Linked DNA regions of Homo sapiens: region 2 is linked to region 1. Evidence: read pairs that join two places in POLR2A ChIA-PET (ENCODE). Cell type or tissue: PC-9. All regions are shown on one strand.

Evidence for each region. Peaks named below come from ENCODE experiments on the same cell type or tissue, not always from the same donor. Only the 100,000 strongest peaks of a DNase experiment are listed, where the experiment ranks them.
Region 2: POLR2A ChIA-PET joins it to region 1 with 5 read pairs; 2 of 35 experiments call an interaction of 5 or more read pairs at or near these places.

Annotation. Positions count from the first base shown.
Region 1 is chr6:57,205,596-57,208,095 of GRCh38, reverse strand. It overlaps RAB23 (RAB23, member RAS oncogene family), which reads left to right. Exons shown (of 7, transcript NM_016277.5): 3 at 383-468. Among named protein-coding and RNA genes, the nearest start is that of RAB23, 15 kb to the left of the region's middle. In PC-9, no CTCF peak of the experiment used is centred here; no DNase peak of the experiment used is centred here.
Region 2 is chr6:57,286,866-57,289,365 of GRCh38, reverse strand. It overlaps a transcript of PRIM2 not described here. Among named protein-coding and RNA genes, the nearest start is that of LINC03001, 25 kb to the right of the region's middle. In PC-9, no CTCF peak of the experiment used is centred here; a DNase peak (open chromatin) is centred at 945.

The DNA.
Region 1 (2,500 bases):
TCAGGGTGAAACTGACAGTGTACATGTGGTCTCTGACTCAGGAAGGTTTGACTTACAGTTTTTCAACTTTAGCATGGGTTTTTTGAGACATAGCCCCATCGTAAGTTGAGGAGCATAAGGATTTATAATAGTTCAGCTTATGAGTTTTTTGAATTTACAGTGGTTTAATGGGGTGTTAAATGCATTTTTGACTCCTAATTTTCAGCTTACAATGGGCTTACCAGGATGTAACCCCCAGTAGGTTTATTGGGACAACCCATCATAAGTCAAGGAGCATTTGTAGTTTTAATATCTTTGGATTTGAAAATGAAAAATATACACAAAGCTATATTACCAAAAACATTTTCCTTTACATATGAAATAAATTCATCTCTTGTTTTAGAGTTAATGATGAAGATGTCAGACTAATGTTATGGGACACTGCAGGTCAGGAGGAATTTGATGCAATTACAAAGGCCTACTATCGAGGTAAAACACAGGATTTATTTATTTATTTTGTTTGGGCATATTATTTTGGCTAAATAAATAATTTTGCTTTCTTTGTTTCCCGTATAAGGGCTTCTCTTGAAGAATAGTTAAAATAATTTCAAAGTATTTTTTAAAACCCCAGTTCATTATTCTTCTAAAGATCTTGTATAGTAGCAAATAATACCTGGTACTGTAGACAGTTTGTCTCTGCCTTAGAATTATATGACTCATGTAGGCATTCCCAGACCAAATCATTAAGAAACTCTTAAGTGCCTACTTTGACCCCAAGAAAATGACTGTATAGTCAGAGAGTGGAAGCTAACATACGAAAAAGTAAAGCCCTGGCAAATAAGATGGCATTTGTTACGACACATGAAGTCACATGGTAAAGCCTTTTCACTGCTGTAGGAGTTCAGAGAAGTATGAGATACCTGTGAAAGGAAGGAACCATGACTAAAGAATTTAAAGCTCTAAAATGTGGGCTAAAATTTCTTAAAAGGCTAAATTAAACTTCCAAATGGAACTTAAAAGTTTCCTTTAACATTTTCTTATAAAATTTTGCCCTTTTCTTTTGGAATTTAAAACACCATTTTCAGTGTTCCTGTAACTCAACTGCCAATAGTGATTAAAGTGAGAGAACACAGTAACAAAAGCTTGGTGGAATACCATGTGGCATTATAGCCTGTTGATGCCAAGTAAATATTAATTGATCATTCATATTGACAGGTATTTAATACTCTGCATTTCGCAGATGCTGTGGGAAATAAAAAGGCACAACTGATATACTGATTATCCCTTCTATGATGTCCCTCTTTTCTGAACTTTTCACCGTGTTGTAATTAAAACTTGTTTTCTAAAGACACAACTTCCTCTGCTGCCTTCTCTAAGGGAGGCTTTTTACCCATATCCCTGCATACTCACATTCCTCAAGACTTAAAGGCTGTTCGGCAGAGGTTGTCTTGTTTCTCACTGCTGCTTCCACACCATTCCTCCTCTTTTCTCCTTCCAAAACCTCGGCACCTTGAAAGTCCAGGTCATGAGACTTTTACCCACCACTAATCCCCCTGCTTGCTCTGGTCCATCAACTTCCTTTATGCCTCCTTTCTGATAACAGTGGCATCTGACTCAGTTTCTTCTCCATAATTGTTTGGATTACTTTTTGAAAATTCAGCCTGTTGCTCATTTCCTTGTTGTTTTCAAGGCCAACAATTGTTTCATTACCCCAAAATCTAAACCTCTATAGTCTCCTACTCCCTGACCACTACTGGTGGCTTGTGGCTTGCTAACTTTAATATCCAGACGCTGTCTTGAAACCATCGAGAGCTTCTCTGTTCATTGACCCTACCACTTTTTAAATATGACCTTCCACATGGCTTTACTTCTTTCCTTCTTCAGCTTAGTTTTTCTAGTCCTGTAAGCATTTGCTTGCAAGGACCTTTAACTCCCAGACCTGCGCTCTCTGCATAATACTTGCTCAGCAAAATGCCCAACCCAGTTAAACCCGACTATCTACCAATCTGCATCCGAGCACCTGAACCATATAGAGAATATCAGACAACCATTCAGACTGAACTTTGAAGCTAACATCACATAACCTTAATGAGTACATAGTGCTGCCAGGCACTCTCAGTGTTTTTTACTCAAGTCTCTGTCATTTTCCAAAAGAGCTCTTTTGTGTTTTCTCTTGCCTTAACTTTGGGAATCCCTTCCTCCTCTCCACTCTGCTGATTTCTTTGCTTCACTCTTCTTTGAGAAAATAGTCAGTGAAAACCATTTTATCCTTCCCACTACCAAATCACTTTCGTGGTTAAAACTCTTCAGCATCATATACACAGGACTTTACAACTGTGTTTCCCCTCGTCTGTCCAGCATCATCTGCTGATTCCTCACTTGTACTTCACCCTTGAGAAATCCCCCATTTTTTTCTTTTCTTTTTACACTATGCCTGGAATGCTTTCTTGTCTCTCTTGACCTTTTGCCTTCAGGTTTAACATCTCAGAAGTCTCTGTGAAACTTTCTGTGGCCCTCATCC
Region 2 (2,500 bases), 81 kb before region 1:
TTGGATCCATTCTCCCCGTCACTTTCAGGAACACCAATCAGATGTAGATTTGTTCTTTTCACATAGCCCCATATTTCTTGGAGGCTTTGTTCTTTTCTCTTCACTCTTTTTTCTCTAATCTTCTCTTCTTGCTTTATTTCATTAATTTGATCTTCGATCACTGATATCCTTTCTTCCACTTGGTCAAATCAGCTATTGAAGCTTGTGCATGCGTCACAAAGTTCTCGTGCTGTGGTTTTCAGCTCCATCAAGTCATTTAAGGCCTTCTCTAAACTGTTTATTCTAGTTAGCCACTCATCTAACCTTTTTTCGAGGTTTTTAGCTTCCTTGAGATGGGTTAGAACATGCTCCTTTAGCTCAGAGAAGTTTGTTATTACCGACCTTCTGAAGCCTACTTCTGTCAACTCATCAAACTCGTTCTCCATCCAGTTTTGTTCCCTTGCTGGCGAGGAGCTGTGATCCTTTGGAGGAGAAGAGGTGTGCTGTTTTTTGGAATTTTCAGCTTTTCTGCTCTGGTTTCTCCCCATCTTTGTTGTTTTATCTACCTTTGGTCTTTGACGTTGGTAACCTACAGATGGGGTTTTGGTGTGGATGTGCTTTTTGTTGATGTTGATGCTATTTCTTTCTGTTTGTTAGTTTTCATTCTAACAGTCAGGCCCCTCAGCTGCAGGTCTGTTGGAGTTTTCTGGAGGTCCACTCCAGACCTTATTTGCCTGGGTGTCACTAGCAGAGGCTGCAGAACAGTAAATATTGCTGCCTGATCCTTCCTCTGGAAGCTTTGTCCCAGAGGGGCCCCCTGTCTCTATGAGGTGTCTGTTGCCCCTATTGGGAGGTATCTCCCAGTCAGGCTACACGGGGGTCAGGGACCCACTTGAGGAGGCAGTCTGTCCATTCTCAAAGCTTGAACGCTGTGCCGGGAGAACTACTGCTCTCTTCAGAGCTGTCAGACCGGAATGTTTAGGTCTTCGGAAGCTGTCTGCTGCCTTTTGTTCTGATATGCCCTGCCCACAGAGGTGGAATCTAGAGAGGCAGTAGGCCTTGCTGAGCTGCAGTGGGCTCCACCCAGTTCAAGCTTCCCAGGCTCTTTGTTTACGCTGTGAGCACCAAACCGCCTATTCAAGCCTCAGCAATGGCAGACACCCCCTCCCCACGCCAAGCTGCAGTGTCGCAGGTTGATCACAGACTGCTGCGCTAACAGTGAACAAGGCTCCGTGGGAGTGGGACCTGGCGAGCCAGGCATGGAAGGGAATTTCCTGGTCTGCCAGTTGTGAAGACCATGGGAAAAGCACAGTATTTGAGCAGGAGTGTACCAATTCTCCAGGTATAGACTGTCACAGCTTCCCTTGACTAGGAACGGGAAATCCCTGGCCTCTTGTGCTTCCTGGGTGAGGCGACACCCTGCCCTGCTTCAGCTCACCCTCCGTGGGCTGCACCCACCATCCAACCAGTCCCAATGAGATGAACCACGTACTTCAGTTGGAAATGCAGAAATCACCCGTCTTCTGTGTCAATCTTGCTGGGAGCTGCAGACCAGATCTGTTCCTATTTAGCCATCTTGGAAGAATCTTGGAATATCTTTTTTTTTTTTTCATTTTACTTTAAGTTCTGGGATACATGTGCTGAACATGCAGCTTTGTTACACAGGTATACAGGTGCCATGGTGTTTTCCTGCACCTATCAACCCGTCACATAAGTTTTAAGCTCCACATGCATCAGGTATTTGTCTTAATGCTCTCCCTCCTCTTGCCCCCACCCCCTGACAGGCTCCAGTGTGTGATGGTCCCCTCCCTGTGTCCATGTGTTCTCATGGTTCAACTCCCACTTATGATTGAGAACATGCAGTGTTTGGTTTTCTGTTCCTGTGTTAGTTTTTTGAGGGTGATTGTTTCCAGCTTCATCCATGTCCCTGCAAAGGACATGAACTCATTCTTTTCTAGGGCTGCATAGTATTCCATAGTGTATATGTGCCACATTTTCTTTATCCACTCTGTCATTGATGGGCATTTGGGTTGGTTACAAGTCTTTGCTTATTGTAAATAGTGCTACAATAAACATACGTGTGCATGTGTCTTTATGGTAGAATGATTTACAATCCTTTGGGTATGTACCCAGTAATGGGATTGCTGGGTCAAATGGTATTTCTAGTTCTAGATCCTTCAGGAATCGCCACACTGTCTTCCACAATGGCTGAACTAATTTACACTCCTACCAACACCGTAAAAGCATTCCTATTTCTCCACATCCTCACCAGCATCTGTTGTTTCCAGACATTTTAACGATTACCATTCTAACAGGCAGGAGATGGCATCTCATTGTGGTTTTCATTTGCATTTCTCTAATGGCCAGTGATGATGAGCTTTTTTCCATATGTTTGTTGGCCACATAAATGTCTTCTTTTGAGAAGTGTCTGTTCACATCATCCTTTGCCCACTTTTTGATGGGGTTGTTTTTCTCTTGTAAATTTGTTTAAGTACCTTGTAGACTCTGGATATTAGATCTT